Linked DNA regions of Mus musculus: region 2 is linked to region 1. Evidence: chromatin loops called from intact Hi-C (ENCODE). Cell type or tissue: heart. All regions are shown on one strand. Links, peaks and the distances in the headings refer to the core of each region. The heading gives the core; the rest is flanking DNA.

Region 1 (10,429 bases), core at 957-8,956:
ACCTAACCAGACATGATCTAAGCCAGACTAGTTGTTATTTTAAACTGTCTTATGAACCATACTATATACCTAACTCCTATACTTAATAATTTAGTCTTGTGATTAACCACAGATTCTTCATTTTTAATCACCCATTATTTAATCAATTCCAAAAAAGAAATTGTATACAACGAAAGTGCCTCAACCTGCTTTGTACAAACAAGTCAACTTTTAAGCATGGGCTTTAAAACAAAATGTAATGTGGTTTAAAACCAGTAGAGATTTAGTTCAGGATATTGCAGCTTATAAAATTGACACTTCAGAGCTAGAACAATCTGCTGAAGAGCTTACACTGTTCTTACAGCTGCCCATCCTCCAAGTCTGGGGGACCCAAGACTTTCCTCCTCTTGCTTTCCTCAGCCCCAACCACACATGTGTGGCTCAGTACACGCAAACACCCAAATGTACCAAACAAAAATTAAGGGAGGAAAAACACACCAAGAGCTACTTTTTTTTTTTTTTTAACTGCTCACAGGTCTTTATCACTAATGGGGTCCCAAGCTGTCTCTCACTGAGGGTTCCACCAAGCTAGTGTCCTCCTGTCAGGGGGAAGGTCCTGGTGGCCAGGCACCTGGTTTGGAGAAGGACTTCATCCCTCTCTAGGAGTTGCTGGTGTTTGATGTCAGGAAGAAGATGGGGAGGGACACAGGCCATCAACACCCAGACCCCCATGATATCCCAGCTGGGGATGCAGGGTAGTAGGGACTAGGGGTATACCCCAGCCTCAGCAGCCTGAGGGCTTCAGGAATCAGGCTCCTGGTATAGCGCCAGAGAAGTGGCTCTGGGCAAGGGCTCCTGAGTGGTGGCAGGGCTTCGGAAAAAGTCACAGGGGGGCTGCAGTAGTGGTGGTAATTACGTAGGCTGAGTTGGAAGAAATGGGTGGCCATGTTCTCCTCAGACAGGAACTGCCTGTGCAAAGGTTCCCTGGCGTCCAGTCCACGAGTCACCCCAGTGGTGGCCCGTGGGTCCCGATTTGGGGGACCTTGCTCCAGGGGCTGTTGCAGGATCATTATGGCTCCAAGAGCTACTTTTAAACGAGTTATTTACACAACCCTTCAAAGAAAATACACAGAAAAATCCTGACATTGAGTTACAACAAAATTGAATTAAATAAAAAGAAAAATCTTATTTTACCAGTGAAACAAGAACTTCAATGCCCCTGTTTGAGTAGACTATTTTCAAAGACACTATGAAAAAAATAACCTAAAAATAGTGCAATTAACATTCAAATTTTTCAAAAGATTTTTGAAACTGACAGTGAGCGTCAGCTTACCGGGCTTGTACCGCAGCTCCGTATCTAAGACCCCAGAGAGGACCTCCTCTATCTTCTGCACTATTTCTTCATTTGGGAGACTCCTTGCAGAGGCAGCTGTGTCACCTGCCTGGTTCCCTTCAATGGGTGGATTTGTTTCACCATTCAGCTGGCCTTCACTCCTTCCACTTGACAAGAAAAACATTTCAAAGTTCATTAATACTTCCATCATACTATAATAAATCGGTAATTCGACATTAATAACGTAATTAACATGATCTTACATTATATTATGCTACCCATAAGCCTCAAGATTTTCTATTTCAGATGTTTGCCATTAGTACATAAAGTTTCAAGAACTAAGACAGTTAAAGAACTTTTAAAATCAGACGTCCAACTGTGTTTTCAAAATAAGATAAGCTACAAGTGGTGGCCTTTAATCCCAGCCCTCCCTCAGCACTCAGGAGGCAGAGGCAGGAGGATCCCTGTTGAGTTGAAGACCAGCCTGGTTTACATTGAAAGTTCCAGGACAACACAGAAAACCCGTCCCCCATCCACCCCCAAAAAAATAAAGAAAGAAAAAGAAAAAAATATAATTGTTATGATTAAAACAACTTAAAGCTTCCAGTTACCTAAGTAACAATGAGCTAATTCACATTCACAAAGAAAAACAGACGACCAAGCATTATGGTAGAAAGCCACACTGTGCACTGATCACAAACCATCCAGGCAAACACTGTGTAAAGGGCTGCTTGTAGCCTCTTCATATTCAGACTGTAACTGAAATGCTGTAAATTTTAAAAAGAAAACCATGTGCCGGGCGTGGTGGTGCACGCCTTTAATCCCAGCACTAGGGAGGCAGAGGCAAGCGGATTCCAGAGTTCAAGGCCAGCCTGGTCTACAAAGTGAGTTCCAGGACAGCCAGGGCTATGCAGAGAAACCCTGTCTCAAAAAACCAAAAAACAAACAAACAAACAAAAAAAAAAAACTTGTACTTAAAAGTCTGCTTACTAAACAACTTATGAAATTCAAGAATTTTACACAGAACAAGTGGCAATTCATTTATACTAATAGTAAAATGATCAATAGCTTGTCTTCAGATCACAGGGCCAGAGCATCACCATAGATAAAACAAGGTCATTCACATAAACATTTTTTACTATTTTTGGATAAACTTGCAAAAAATTTAAAATGCATTCAGTTTGAATTAGAATTTTGCTACCTGAATGCACATAAAACTGCTACCTGCTAACAGTTTTATTAAAGAAACAGAACACTTTAGTGAGGAATGATTGGTTTTCTAACACACAAACCTTGTTAGGCTAATAACATTTCTAAATACATACATACTAGTGCCACTTTCTTTTGTTTTATTTCCAAGACAAAGGCCTCACTATGTAGCCCTGGCAGTCTAAAACTCAAGAGATATGTGCCCACCTCTGCCCATCTGCTGGGACTAAAGGCCTGCACCACCATACCTGGCCTGCCACCTATTTTTAAAAACCATGAAATTTTAACAAGAGTCCACAACCAGGACTATTATTGTTTCTATAAATGGAGGAAAAAACTGTATGCAATAAATTGTGTGTTAGTCTCACCACCTATACTGATATATAAGCAAATAGGGGGAAAGTAGCTCACTCAAATGGCAAATTAAAAAAAAATGTTTTTATACTGATTATGCCATAAACCAGGCTGGTTTTTCTAATGCTCTCACTTACACTTTTTTTTTTTTTTTTTTTTAAGATAGGGTCTCTCTACTTTGTCTGGCCTAGAACTCACTACTGTAGACCAACTACCTCACAGGGATTGATTTTCTTGCCTCTGCCTTGTGAGCACTAGGATTAGAGGTTTGTTCCAGTCATCTAGGGCTGGGCAGGAGGACAATTCAGGCACTGTGAAGCAGAAGCAGAGGCAGGGAGAGCTTTCTTTAAAAAAAAAAAAGAAAGAAAGAAAGAAAGAAAGAAAGAAAGAAAGAAAGAAAGAAAAGAAAAGAAAAGAAAAGAAAAGTCAAATCAATCTATAAAAAATAATTTTCCTTAAAGCTACCAGAATGTTAATTACAATTACTAAAAAGCAGTTAGAATTTTAAACCATTTATCTGTCCAACAATAAATATCCTAAAAAGGAATTTATGTAGTTATGAAAAGTGTTCCAATAATTGAGACTTTGAAGGACAAACCTGCTCATAATCTATTATGTCTAAAATACAATACAAAATGACCACACTAAGAGAAAACACATTAAAAGGGCACGATGGCACAAGCCTTTTACAGAAGCAGAGGCGGGTGGATCTCTAAAGTTCAAGGCCAGCCTGGTCTTCAGAGCCACACAAAGAAACCCAGTCTCCAACCCCCACCCTACAAAAAAGTAAATACAACCAGTACAAGAGACTGCTTGAGTTTCAGAATGGTGGTAGCACTGGCCTTTAATCCCAGCAGAGGCAGGCAGATTCCTATTAGGGCAAGGCCGGCCTAATCTACACAGTGAATTCTAAGTCAGCCAGGACTACCTAGTGAGACCCTGACTCAAAAATCAAAGGTTTCCAGGTAAAATGATATTCCCTTAGTTTATGTTTCATCTCATTAAACAAACAAAAAAAAATACCCAATGTCTCAAAATGTTAAAAAGCAACACAGTGTATAAATATTTTTATTTAAAAAAAAAATTGTGACGCCACCATTGATTGAAAGATGACAACAGGGCAGCTTCAGCTACAAAGCTGTAAGCCATGACATTAGAGCCTGTCCACAAAAAAGAAAAAAAAAAAAAAGAAAGAAAACAAAAACAGCAACAAACAAAAACACCCTATCTTGAAAAAAAAACAATTTCTGCAATAAAATATGATTAACATTATTCTATCCACAGTCCCAGGTAATTTGGGCATATAATTTACAACTGCTTATCAGATGATTTTTCTAACTTATGTATTGCTCTGTTCTCAACTTAAACCATTCGTTAAAAAATAAAAGTAAAAAATATTTACCTCTGAATATTTCCTTAAGTTATAACATAACCCACACTATTTTCCTAAGTAAACAACTGAGGAGATCTCTTCAACATTAAATTCTGAGAACCAAGGCTAACCTCTGAAGTCTACTGGCAGTGACAAAAATCCGTCCGTTAAGTCGGGGTAGCAAGGAAAAATAACAAAAATAACACATACTCCACTTTCTACTCAATCAAATTACGCATCCAGCAGTTCCAAAGCCCCCTCCTATCATCCTCTCGAATATTTGATCTTGTATCTTACATCGAACTGAGATGTTTCAATTTACAACTGTGAAAAGAGTGCTAATCCGGTCTGAAGCACAGAGCAGTAACCGGGGCCCAAATCGTCTAATAAATAGACTGCGGTGGCCAAACGATCGCAAGCGTACAATAATAAAGAAGTTTTAAGGTTACCCAAGAAGCGGCCGTTAGAGACCCTTTCCGGCCATAGACACCGGCCGGCGAAATGCGCGGAGGCGGGGAGGGGGAGGGGAAAGGCGGCGGCGGAGGAGGAGCTGGGAAGGGAACTAGGCCCGTCCCTGGTGGACGCCGGGCCTCCGAGTAGCTGGAGGGTAGGGGGTGTCCAAACGAGGGAAAGGTGACCGTCTTAACTGGAAGAAAGAAACGGCGTGTGCGACACCGCGGAAGAGACGATCTTTCGCGAAAGGAACGAACGGGGAACTGGGGGGGTGGGGGGGGGGGCGGAAAATGGATCCCAGGCCCAGGCGGGGCCGTAGCGGGGCCTGAGCCGAGAAACGACGGCGTTCCGTGAAAGATGCCACGGGAGGCTAGATGAAGCCCTAACAGCCCGCGAGGAGCAGAAAAGTCTGGGAAGCGTTTACCTGGAAAGCTCCTGTTGTATTTCCCGGAATTTACTGACCACGAAAGACCTGAAAACCTGCTCGATGTCGGCCGCCATGGCGTCCGCTCCGTTCTCTCAACTACTCCTCGCTAGTCCTCCAGGCTCCCAGCATGCCTCGGGAGGAGGCGCAGCGGCCAATTCCTTTTATCCCTTTCCTGATTGGCTCGTGAGGGAGCGTCCGCACGGGCTCGCTCCACCCACGAGCCAATCAGCGAACACCGGCCCGCTCTCCTCCGCTGTTTCTGAGCCGCCGGGGTAGAGCTGCTGACGTTTGCGCCGCGCACGAACTCGGCCGCCATGTTAGTGGTTGACGCAGGCGCCATTACAGGAGAAGTCGCTCCCGAGGCGACCGCGACAGCTTCGGCTGTTGATCCCCTCAGCCTGCGGGGACTCCTAAGAGGCTTTCTATAGGGAGTAAATGCCTGAGATTAGAGGCCATGGAAAAAAAAAAAAGCTGGGGGACGAGAAAAGCCTCGGCTTGTCCGGCACGGAGCTCGAACGCGTTTGTTGCAAGCGCCAAGTTTACTTTGGTCAGGGAGACGTGCATGAGAAAGAAATCCCCGTCCCGCGTCCCCACTATGAGTTGGAAAGGAGCCATTCCCATTCTGCCTCGATGCTTGCTATAACCGGCCTCGCGTAGTTTTTAGCAAAGGCTGGAGCGTCTGAGCGACCTGCGTTCTAAACGCAGTGCGCTTGAGCTGCTCCGGAGTCCAGCCCTGGCCGCTCCGCCCTGGCGCTTGGTGAGCAGCCACAGTCAGGCAGCCTCGGCTCTGCCCCCAGTGTAGGAGGCTCTGGGGTAAACGCAGGGACCTTAAGTGACAGCCCCTGACGAGCATCATCAGCTCTAATCGTGGTGCCAGGGATTCTGAGCCCGGCTAGGCAGCGGGCTCCGACCGCACCCTAAGGCGGGAGGAACCCCCACGGGTCGCCTCGCGGGCGGGGACCTAGGCGGGCTGCGGCCAATGAGCAGCCGAGTCCATCGGAGGCGGGGCAGAGGCCGGGGCGCGCTGGATTCCCCGGGCCAACTTCCGGCGGGTGCGAGTGGCGGGTGCGAGCCGGAGCTGCGTGGCGGGGCTTGCAGGTGCGTGAATGCCTTAGTTCTTAAGATGATGCGTGGACTGCCTAAACGCTTTGACCCATGGGTTTAACCTCAGCGACCGGTGCTACTCTTGAAACGAAACTGGCGTGACTGGCGAAAAGCCCACGTGCTTTGCACGGCCTTGATGGAGGTCGGCCAGGTAGTTCTTTCCCAGCTTTCTAATTCTGAGGCCGGGTCCAGGTTTCTGTGCATCTCTGCCTTGTAAAGACAGACCCTGTACACCGATGGTTTTTTTATCCGCTCTAGTTTTATCACAGTAACTAACCATTTACCTGGACCACTTTCGTATTTGGTTTCTACTTTTTCAAAACAAATATTTGGAAGTGGTTTTAACCGATTCTTTTATTCTCTCCTTACCCTATTCTCTTGTTCTCGCTATAAATTGCCTGTTAGTTAACTGACACCCAAGAAGTTACAAAAGACTCTCCGAGTCTCCCGGCTAGTAAGGCCTTGACACCGGAGCCCAGGCACCCAGCCGCTGCTGGTGAAGAGACCAGTCCTGCTATTTCACAGATCCTGACTAGTAAAATGAAAATTGTCTTCTTGCACTGCTTTCTTATTCAAGTTAGATTTTTTAAAAAGTTTAATGGCTTCAGCTATTTCTCTAAGAAAATGACACAGAATTGAACTAAAGTCTATCTTATGTGTAGGAGCGTTGTCCCTTACATGTATGTTTGTGCCCACGTGCATACAATGAACGCCCCAAAGAAGCCGGAAGAAAGCATTCAGTCTCCAGACCCAGATTAGGATGTTTGTGAGCCACCTTGTGGGTGCTGGGAGACTAAACCCCAGCCCTCTGCAAGAGAACTAAGTGTTCTTAACCTTACCAGTCTGCTTGGGTTTTCCTTAAATATGTAATCCCAAAGTAAAGGATCAATTTAGAATTTACATATTTCAGTTTTCTTCTTTCCGTAACCATCTTCTACATAAGTAAATATCTTGATAATATCTTTGCTCCCCCCCCTCCTTTTATTGGTGCTAGAATTTGAACACAAGGCTTCTATTCTAAGCAATAGGTATCAATTAGGTATATGAAGTAACAACACATAGCAAATTAGTACTTCCTATTTCTGGGTACTTTGTAGTATACAATATTTTTTTTTAAAGAATTGTTTATTTTATGTATGTGAGTACACTGTAACTGTCTGAAGACACACCAGAAGAGGGCATTGGATCCCATTACACATGGTTGTGAGCCACCATGTGGTTGCTGGGGATTGAACTCAGGACCTCATCAGTGCTCTTAACCACTGAGCCATCTTTCCAGCCCCCCCCCCCCCACACACACACACCTTTTTTTCTTAAAGAATTGTTTCAGTTAATTCTTTTTTTTTTTTTTTTTTTTTTAAAGATTTATTTATTTATTATATGTAAGTACACTGTAGCTGTCTTCAGACGCACCAGAAGAGGGCATCAGATCTCATTACGGGTGGTTGTGAGCCACCATGTGGTTGCTGGGATTTGAACTCCTGACCTTTGGAAGAGCAGTCGGGTGCTCTTACCCACTGAGCCATCTCACCAGCCCCCAGTTAATTCTTAAGAACTAAACTTTTAACAAATGCTTGTATTCAAATGAGATGTTAGTATTTAATTGTGGTTTCTAATAGATTTCCAATCTAGAGACTCCCGTAAGATCTCAAATCATAAGCCTGCAAGCTGTAGACAATAGACAAATGATTCTGCCACTTGTTTTTGTGTGGATACCAAACAAAACTGGTGGGAGGAGCCAGATGTGGTGGCACATGCTTGTAATCTCAGCACTAGGGAAGCAGAGGCCAGAGGATCTCGCTGAAGCCCTGAGACCTGCTGTAGCAAGTTCTCAGTCAACCAGGGATACAGAGGGGAAAAAATATTGAAGGAAACTGGTTGAAGTTGCAGTGCCCAAAATATGCTTAGTTTGTTATGGCCCTCCTGTGCATAATGGCTTCCTGTTGCTTAGAGTGCTGACTAGGCAAGGACCTCTGCCCACTGTGGACATAAATCCTTCCTCTGGGTGATGTACACTCACTTATGTCCTGTCAACATCACAATACAAACTTCATAGTTTGGACAATGCACAGATGGCCCTCAAATATATTTATTTCCTGGCCCTTGACAGAGAAATTGTGTACTGTTAATGCCTGTTCTCTGTGCCACCTCAAGGTTTAAATTTGGGTATAATGACACATGCCTGCTATCCCAGCTACTTGAAGACTGGGGCAAGAATCTGGTGTGTTTTCTTTCTTTCTTCTTTTTTTTTTTTTTTTTTTTTGGCTTTGGAGACAGGGTTTCTCTGCAGTTCTTGCTGTCATAGAGATCACTCTCTAGTCTGTAGACTGGCCCCAAACTCAGAGATCCTCCTGCCTCTACCTCCTGAGTGCTGGGATTAAGGGAATGTGCCAACACACACCAGCACAAAAGAATCTCTTGAGCTCAGAAATTCAGGCCTAGGGTAAGCAAAGTAGCAGGACCCCATCTCCTGAACGAATAAGCAAATATCGAAATCCATTTTCTTGCTAAGGGTTAATAATTATCAGATCTTCCAAAAGAGGAGGGATGTTGGTAGATTATTTCTCAGATAAGGTGCTGTATTAGTATGCAGGTTTTTAATTGGTTTGTTGGGTTTGCTGTTATGATATTACAGGCTAGGTAAATTACAGGGAAAAGATGTTTGTGTAGGCTTATGGTTACGGAGGTGTGTGGTCTCTGTAAGTGGGTCCACCTCCTTAGCACATGCCCACTTTTCCTGAAATGATGGTCATAGCTTTCCAATTCTAACCTCCCGGGGCTTTTTACAGGGGGGGGGTCTGACTTTTTAGCTTATTATTTTATGAATATTTTTCCTGCATGTATGTGTCCCTTGTGCCCAAGGAAGACATCAAAGAAAGGTTCTCTGGATCTAGAGTTACAAACAGTTGTTAGCCACCATACAAATGTTAGGAACTGAACCCAGGTCCTCTGGAAGAGCAACCTGAGCCATCTCTCTAGCTCTTGTTTTTTGGTTTTTTGTTTTGTTTTGGGTTTGTTTGGGGGTTTTTGGTTGGTTGGTTGGTTGGTTGGGTTTTTTTGTTTGTTTGTTTGTTTGTTTTTGTTTTTTTGTGAGACAGGGTTTCTCTGTGTAGCCCTGGCTATCCTGGAACTCCCTCTGTAAACCAGGCTGGCCTCAAACTCAGAAATTGGCCTGCCTCTGCCTCCCAAGTGTCGGGATTAAAGGCGTGCGCCACCACGCCTGGCCTAAATCCCAATTTCTAAATAACGAATCTCTGGATGAAAATGTCACATGTATAAAAACAAATGATTATGTGAAAATCCTATTTATAAATTATGATTTTTACAGCCAGGTATGGTAGCAATCCTAACACTTGGATAGTGGCTAAAACAGGGGGTTTCCCATGAGTTTGAGTCTAGCCTGAGCAACATAGCAAGACTTTCTCATAACAAAAAGAATAGCTGGAGGCACAGCTCAGTGGTTAAGAGCACTGACTGTTCTTCTAGGGGTCTGGGGTTTGATTACCAGCAACTAGTGACTAACAACCACCTGTACTACAAGCCCAGTTCCGGTGGATCCAACAATCTCTTCTGGCCTCCATGAACACATAGCACAGCTGTGGTACACAGGCATACATGCAGGCAAAACACCAGCACACATAAAAAATTAACAAAATGAAACACCACCAAAAAAGAGAAATTGTTTTTCAAAATACATGTGATGTAAAATGTCGCCTATGGTTTACTTTCAGCAGGTGGTTGCATTTTGTTTCTGAATCCCTGCTTCGGAGACAGCCATGGCAGCCCGAGTTCTTGTCATCGGTAGCGGGGGAAGGGAACATACCCTGGCCTGGAAGCTCGCACAGTCTCCTCAGGTCAAGCAAGTGTTGGTTGCCCCAGGAAACGCAGGCACTGCGTGCGCTGGGAAGATCTCCAATGCTGGTAATTATGTTTCAAAATGGGGAGCGGTGGTTAATATTTGATAATAAAAGACGGCTCACATATGCTCTTTAGTAAGGTGTGTTTCTATTTAAGTTTGAATGCATTCTAAGTTTACATTTTTTGAGGTATTAACGTGAATTCTCAGTGTGTGAGGGGAACAAAGCTTAGTGTCCCTTAAGCCTTCTGAGCCACTGTGACCGAAAAGACAACACGTGCACGGTGGGGACTGGAGGTGTTGTAGATTCATGTACAGAGTCGTGAATGGGGCTGTCGACTG
Region 2 (8,000 bases), core at 1-8,000, 49 kb after region 1:
TTGTGAGCCACCATGAGGTTGCTGGGATTTGAACTCTGGACCTTCGGAAGAGCAGTTGGTGCTCTTACCCACTGAGTCATCTCTCCAGCCCCCATCTATTTATTTTTTTAAAAAGATTTTATTATTTATTTATTTATTTATTTATTTGATGTATACGTACACTATCACTGTCTTCAGACATACCAGAGGAAGGCATCTGATTCCATTACAAATGGTTGTGAGCCACCATGTGGTTGCTGGGAATTGCACTCAGGACCTCCTGAAGAGCCTTCAGTGCTCTTAACCACTGAGCCATCTCTCCAGCCCCATCCATTTATTTTATTGTGTATGAGTGCATGCCCACTTGTATGTGGATTATTTTATTGTGTATGTGTGTATGTGGAAGCCAGAGGACAATTTGAAGGAATTGGTTCTCTCCTACTTCATGAAATCCAGTGATCACCCTAGTTCTCCAGCCCTGTCAGCAAGCCCCTCTCCCCTAAGCCAGCTCCCAGGCACAGAGAGCTCTGTTTACAAGGGCTTTAACCCTGTTCCCGAGGCCACCATCCTTGAGATCAGCCATAGGATTTCAATATACGAACCAGGTCTGAGGAGGCGTTACTTTCAGATCATACCCCTTACCACACTTCCCCCCAGATTTACAAGTCACATTAATTTTATTATTTAAGCCAATATGAGGTGACGTTTTTCTGTTCCTTGTCACGAAAAGAAGCAAACTAAACAGTTTGTTAGTCTCCACCACAGAAAGTCTCGTTTCCTCTTCTTCCAGACGCAATCTCTCTCTCTCACACTGGAGGTGTCCTAGTGCTATGTCTGTCGCTGTGATAAAATACCCAGACAAAAGACAACCTGCAGAGAGGGTTCATTTTTGGCTTATAATATAGGGTTTCAGTCCATCAGAGAAGTCGGGGCTGCAGGAACTTAAAACAGCCAGTCACATCAGACCTACAGCCAAGAGCAGACAGCGCACGCCTGTCCCCTGCTCAGCACACATTCTCTTACACTATCCAGGCCCCCAAACCAGGGAACGGTGCCCCTTTCTCAGGCCAAGTCTTCCCACATCAATTAGAGCAGTCACGACACTCTCCCATGGCTCTCCCCTAGCCATGTCTGCATGTGTGCAATAAATCTTCATGTCACACGCGTTAAGGAAATGGTAGCATTGGTGCGATCAGAGGGTAAAGCTTTTAGTACAAGTGCCATAAAGTGTCACCTCATATGCAGGCCTGACTTCTGAAGAGGAACCTCAGCAATAATCACCATGACCCAGGTGACAGAGGTGTTTCTAAAGTAAAGCTAGTGGGTGAAGCCGTTCTGTTACTCAACACAGTAAACCCTCTGAAGAGGAGACGCAGTATTTGAAAGTGTTTACACTTCCATGTGGAAACAGCCCACTGCAATCTTTTAGTTCCCATGGAGTAGGGTTTGCTTTGCACTCTTAGAAGATGGGCTATGAATTGCACCGTTAGTAGTACAGTCCTTGGCTGGCAGTTAAGGACGAATCAGAACAGCCCACCCAGCCTGAACTGCTCTCTGTTCTTGGTAGGTTTCTTTCTGGAGTAGAGCTCATTGGCTGTTTTGGGTGAAGTGGATCTTCGGCTCTGGTCCAAGGCAGAAAAGGATCCCAAAGTTTCTGCCGCAGACCCTCTGGGCCCCTTTGTCTGCGTGGAATGGGTCTCTAGTCGTGGGTGGACAAAGTGTAGGATGAGGGACAAACAGATGCACACAGGAGAGGTCGTGTGGAATCTGAATGTAATTTGTCAAATCGAGCGTCGGACTTTTTATGCAGAAGACAATAAGGAAGTTGGGTGACACACCAAAAGTACAAGCAAGGTACAAAGAGGTTACTGGATTCTTACATAAAACAGAGGAATGCAAACACAGAAGGTCTAACAGGAACCACCTGGGATAGAATTCATTGTTAACAACTGGGATCAAAAAGGGCTCCACCTGGGCTGGTGAGATGGCTCAGTGGGTAAGAGCACCCAACTGCTCTGCCAAAGGTCCAGTGTTCAAGTCCCAGCAACCACATGGTGGCTCACAACCATCCGTAACAAGATCTGACGCCCTCTTCTGGTGTGTCTGAAGACACCTACAGTGTACTTACATATAATAAATAAATAAATCTTTAAAAAAAAAAAAAAGAAAGAAAAAGGGCTCCACCTAAGATTCACTATCTTAGAAGCCAGGGTCAAGGGCTTCATGCCCTTGCCATAGTTCCTATTTTAGTCTGTTGAATAGTCCACCTTCCCCTTAGGCCATTGTAAATACGTGTGTGTGTGTGTGTGTGTGTGTGTGTGTGTGTGTGTGTGTATGGGTGTAACTCAGCTATAGTCTTAGAAGCCAGGTGTGAGGTCTTTACTCTCCTAGGGCAAGGGCTTTCACACCCAAGTCATGGTTCTAACTAGGGAGTTCCGTTCTAGCTAACCGTCTCAAGAATAATGCAATACTCTAAAACCACAGCCCAATCTACTTCCTAAACCATTGTAAATTCCTGTATATGGGAGCGACTTGGCTTTTATTGATAGTGTAATACGAGAGGCTATTCTGAATGTCACTGTCTAGCTCAAGGACGTTCTAGGACTGTTGGAACACTGAGGCTTTAGCTATGTCAGAATTCAATCTTAAAAGGCACTTATAATAGGATGATACTGAAAGAGAGCATGTGGATCCATACACTAGATTAACGCGGGAATGGAGAATTAAGAGAACTCCAGACTCCAGGAGGAGAGCTTCCTTGAAACTCTTTTTGCCTCATGAGCAGCTTTTAGGCATCCCTGCCTGACAGGCTGACTCGACTGGAGTGCCGTGGCAAGTTTCAAAATCTCCCCAGCCTGGGGAGCCTCGACAGACAGGTGCTCAGGCCAGAATCTAACAACGTATATGAGCAGCAGGGTGTGCTGGCTCACTCGGAGGCAGAGACAGGTGGATCTCTATGAGATGGAGATCAGTCTGGTCTACAAAGCAAGTTCCAGGGCAACCAGGGCACTGTTACACAGGAAAACCATGTCTTGGAAACAAACAATCAAAAAAATCAGCAACAAGACAAAACAAAACCACCAAAGTATATGATTGCATAGCATTTGGTGGAGTTCCAATTCAAGTAATGCATGTATGGAGGTCTGGTCTTTTTCTTCAATATTCAAACTCATTTTATGTGTATGAGTGGTTTTATTTCCCTATTTATTTATTTATTTCATGTATATAAGTATACCATTGCTCTCTTCAGACACACCAGAAGAGGGCACCAGACTCCATTGTAGATGGTTGTGAGTCACCATGTGGTTGTTGGGAATTAAACTCAGGACCTCTGGAAGAGCAGTTGGTGCTCTTAACCATTGAGCCATCTCTCCAGCCTGTGTATTTTTGTTTTGCCTGAATGCATATATGTGCACCATTTGCATGCTTGATGTCCAGGGAATCCAGAAGAGGAAGGTGGCCCCTGGATCTGGAGTTACAGGTGGATGTGAGCCCCACTCTGGGTCCTCCGGTAGAGCATCTTCCCAGTCCCCCTTGCCCCCCTTTTTAACTGATGGAGAAGTGAAAGCAGACGGCACATTCTGGACAGGCAACGCACTACTACTACACTATATCCCAGATCCTCCAGTAGTTTTGAGACAGGACCTCACTTCAGCTTGATCTTTTGTTTTGTTTTGTTTTGTTTTGTTTTTGTTTTTGTTTTTTTCGAGACAGGGTTTCTCTGTATAGCCCTGGCTGTCCTGGAACTCACTTTGTAGACCAGGCTGGCCTGGAACTCAGAAATCCACCTGCCTCTGCCTCCCAAGTGCTGGGATTAAAGGCGTGCGCCACCACGCCCGGCTCGGTTTGGTCTTGAATTTGCTGTGTAATCCAGTCTGACTGGAAATAGAAATATGCTTGAGACCATGATCATACCCAAGCTGAGACATTTTGGAATGCAGGGATCACAGGCATGTATCACCACACCTGTTTATATGATGCTTGGGATACAAGCCAGAGCCTTATGTATTTAAGGCTAAATAATGTACCAACTGAACTACATTCCCTAGCTCTGGGACAGATACCTAAAGATGTTCCCTTCTGCTGCCCCTCTTGCTTGTTAGTGTGTGTGCATAATCCCATACTCCAAAAAGGAATTTATGCAGTGAATATTTATTGAATACCTAAATCCTAGATTATATACAAGAACTACAGGAGTAACAGGATCCAGGATGTCATTTGTGACAGTTACGTGACACAAAAATCTTTTTGCTTTACTCTATCTAGGTGAAGTGTGTTTTTACCTTCAATGTAGTAGTAACTTGGACTTTGCATCTTTCTTTAACTGCATTTATATTCTGTAGGAAATGTGGTTTTTGAAGTTATGCTGAAAAATCCAGAGGCAGTATCTCTAAAGGAGATAAGTAAAGATTTGCTCCCAAAACAAGCCAAAAATCTATTTGGATAGACGGAAAAAGGAATCAGGCTGAAATAGCTATGTAGCTTTGCTTTGCGGGTACCCTCAGAAAACCAGTACTGACTGGGATCCCTGGACCTGTAACTTCATCTTCTGAGGTCTTGGTTTTTGAACGTCTTGGAGTGCGTTCTCGACTCTCGGCAGCTGGTGAACAATGCTCAACTGCTGATATGCAAGAGGACCTTGCGTAATAGGCTTGGGTTCCCCGTACCGGTGCTCTCACCGATGCTGAGGCGCTTGAGTTTACACTACTACCGCAAACCGCAGCAGGAGAGGTCCGGACCTCAGCTCCAGGACGCAGGTAGAGCACCGCGCCAGCCCCGCCCTCAGGAATCAAGCCCCGCCCTCTATCTAATCGGTCGCACTATGATTGGTCTCCGCAGAGCGCACGGGTCCAGCCCCGTTCCGCCTCTGAGGTCCCGGTCCCGCCTCCAGGGGTTATGCCCCGCCCACGCAGGCCACTTGCTGCAATCCCATTGGTTCCTGCGGTGCGCACGGCGCCTCGCCCCCGCCCCACCGGCGCCCTGGCCTCCCGCCCGCCGCCGGCCCCCGGCTCCCGGACTGAGGTTGATCGGGCCGCTGCTTCCCGGACAGACGCGCGCCCTCGACGTCCCTGCTCCTGCCTGGGCTCGGTGTAGACTTCGCAGGTAGCCGGGTGAGTGCGGTTGGCAGGTCTCGGGTTTCTGTGATCTGCCGATCGAACGCAGGGCGCCGGCCCGGCGCGGCCTGAGGTTCTGTGGCGCCGCCCGTGTCGGTGCCAAGGAGCGCGCGGGCGACCGGCGGGGCCCGGCCTGCGCCCGCGTCCTCTCGGCGCCCCGTGGCCCTGACGCCGCCGTGACCCGCGCTCAGCCGAGGCAGGCCGCTCCGCCGCGCATCTCGTCCTGAGTCTGGGGAGGTCCCCAAGGCGATCGGTAGGGGATGGAGGTCCTGTGGGGCACCGCCGCAGCCGCCACCGAGGCCCCACGAGCGTCTGGGGACGAGCGACCCTCCCGTTTGCTCGGAGCCGTTGCCAGGAACTGTCCTTGTATCCTTGACTTTCCCCTCCATCCTGCAAGCGCTGGGGGGAGAGGGAGGAGAGGGAGGAGAGGGAGGAGAGGGAGGGAAGTCTTTGGGAATTCATCCTAAGTGGCGAGTGGCCTTTTCAGAGAAGTAGCAGAGCAGTGGTCGTTGTAGGCTAGGCCATTTTGGTCTTTAGCCAGTAAGTTGGTTTTCACCACTGGAAGGTACTTGAGCCTGAGAGGTGGGTAGATACGTGACCTTTCCGACCGTAGCAGCAGAGGGCTGGGCTCGCTCTTCCACCTTGCTGCTGCGATGGGAGGAGGGGCGTGGGAATTCAAACCTCTCGCTGGAGTAGATATGCTCACCCTCAACAACATCCACCCCCCTACCCCCCCGTGCATCCTTCGCGCTCCAACTCTTCACCCTATTTGTACCACAAATCCCATTTCTAGATAATTCCAGGGGCGCTTATTCCCAGGCTTCTCATCCTCCTTTCTCGTTTGTCTTTTCTACCTGTGTGCGGCTTCCAAAAACCAGAGCCAAGCAATTTAAACACTTAAACGAGCATAGTGTTCAAAGACTTCCTGATCCTAAAAATGAAACCCAGAGGTTAATTTGCATAGCGATGCTTCAAGAAAAGCAGGTTTAATCGGAACGGGGTGAGGATGTAGTTTTTTCCTCTTCAGGAGACACACCCTTTGATCCTCCCCATTCTTCCTCTATCAGCTAGACAGCAGCCTTCAACGCTATTGCGTTGTTTGGTTTTGGTTTTGGTTTTCTAAATTCACTACTGGGGTCAATTGATTAAAGAATCAATCTTGCTTAGTCCTTATGTGTCTTTTAATGTAATAAACATTGAAGAAGATTATCAAGTAAAGTTTTCAGACAATACAGAAACAGCAAATAAAAAGTGAAACCCTCCAGCACGCCTTAAATCCCAGCACTCAGGCAGGTGAGGCCAGTCTTGTCTACAGCTCCAGTTCCAGGACTGCCAGGACTATACAGAGAAACCCTGTCTTGAAAAAAAGGCTGGGGGAGTTCCTCAAAATTCTCTCCTTCACTCTCCACTCTTTATGTCCCAGTTCTACTCTTTTTTTTTTAATTATTTATTATATGTAAGTACACTGTAGCTGTCCTCAGATACTCCAGAAGAGAGCATCAGATTTTGTTACGGATGGTTGTGAGCCACCATGTGGTTGCTGGGATTTGAACTCGGGACCTTCAGAAGAGCAGTCGACGCTCTTAACCACTGAGCCATCTCGACAGCCCCCCAGTTCTACTCTTAAGGAGGCCATCATAACACAATGCTATTTGGCAACAGATAATGACACATTTACACATTGATGTATGTAGACTAATCTTTTTTTTTTTTAATTAAAATTTTAAAAGTTGCTAAGAGGGCTGGAGAGGTGGCTCAGAGGTTGAGTGCTCCCTGCTATGAAAGAGGACCCAAGTTCAGTTTCTTGACTGAAGCCACATCAGACTCACAGCTCCCCTGAAACTCACACTCCAGGGAATCCCATGACTTTGGCCTCTGTGGGCACCTGCACTCAGATGCACTCCACACAGGATCACATATATACAATTTCAAAAGCCGTGTGCTGTTATTTGGATGTACAATAATGTGTTTTTGGTCTCTTACTGATAGACATTTTGGTTGCTTCACCTTGTAGGAGAGAGTCCTAAACACCAAAGCTGGGCCTAGCCAGGGCATCTGGAGGGCTCCATTCCAAGGGCTGGAAGGACAGCAGATACAGTCATTCCTGCGTTTTGTTCACCCGCAGCTTGTCTGCACTCTCCAGGGTCCATCACAGTCAAACCTTGCTCTCTGTGAGGCAAGGCCCAGTGGGTCTCAGGGCTTACAGGAGGAAGGCATCAGCGTGCCATCAAGATGAAGCCAGCCCTGCCAATTGGAGGGAGGGAGGACTCTGGGCCAGGCTCCAGGGCCATCAGCACAGGTTGGAGGCTGCCAGAGCAGTTGGGGCTGTGCGCTGCTTCCATTTGGCCTGCCATGCTCTGCCTCAGGGCACAGCTGGCTTCCTTAGCGTTCCTCCCTGGGTTGGCTCTCTCCTGTAGCATGCATTAGGTTGAGGGGTTTACCCTCTCTAGTGGTGCTCAAAGGCTGTTGGGGTTTGCTGAGAGGTGACCGTTTGTGAGCCCCTGAGGCCCTGCTTCGGTTCTCTTCCTCGCCCTGATTGATACAGTTGGCTAATAGATTCTCTCTAGGTTCTGCAGCTTCGCCCCACCCTGACCTGCTCCTGGGCTGCTGTTAAGCACTCCTCAGACCCTGGGCCATTTCCCCACTCATCACAGAGAAGTGCCACTTCTCTGTGAGTTTAATGTGGCGTGTGGCTCTGTTTTCATCCCCGAGTTGGGTATTTGAACCCCTTGAATACAAACAATGTAGAAGTATAGTCTCTAGGGACCCTGGAAATATTTTGTTGTTATTTTCTCTGTAATCTCTCTTGTCATTTTTATGTGAACTTCTGCTTCTGGTTCTCTAGTTTCCTTTGATTCCTGACATCCACCCTCCACACATAATTGTTTGCTTGAGATAGTTTCTTGC

The links. A loop is a pair of places that touch in the nucleus more often than their neighbours do. Peaks named below come from ENCODE experiments on the same cell type or tissue, not always from the same donor. Only the 100,000 strongest peaks of a DNase experiment are listed, where the experiment ranks them.
Region 2: it touches region 1 in a loop (2.1-fold over the local background); 9 of 42 quality-filtered maps call a loop at or near these places.

The regions. Positions count from the first base shown.
Region 1 is chr16:91,642,680-91,653,108 of GRCm38, reverse strand. Gart (phosphoribosylglycinamide formyltransferase) reads left to right here and starts at 6,137. Exons shown (of 22, transcript NM_010256.2): 1 at 6,137-6,225; 2 at 9,963-10,152. The coding sequence starts at 10,008. Son (Son DNA binding protein) reads right to left here and starts at 5,285. Exons shown (of 12, transcript NM_178880.4): 1 at 5,125-5,285; 2 at 1,313-1,479. The coding sequence starts at 5,201. Gm36712 (predicted gene, 36712) reads right to left here and starts at 1,341. Exons shown (of 1, transcript NM_001370901.1): 1 at 1-1,341. The coding sequence starts at 1,049. The coding sequence ends at 693. In heart, for the core only: no CTCF peak of the experiment used is centred there; DNase peaks (open chromatin) are centred at 4,818, 5,318 and 6,068; H3K4me3 peaks cover 4,109 bases; H3K27ac peaks cover 2,890 bases.
Region 2 is chr16:91,594,672-91,602,671 of GRCm38, reverse strand. Tmem50b (transmembrane protein 50B) reads left to right here and starts at 4,992. Exons shown (of 7, transcript NM_030018.3): 1 at 4,992-5,090. In heart, for the core only: a CTCF peak has its summit at 3,219 (motif pointing right); DNase peaks (open chromatin) are centred at 4,871 and 7,371; H3K4me3 peaks cover 2,098 bases; H3K27ac peaks cover 1,360 bases; H3K27me3 peaks cover 1,232 bases.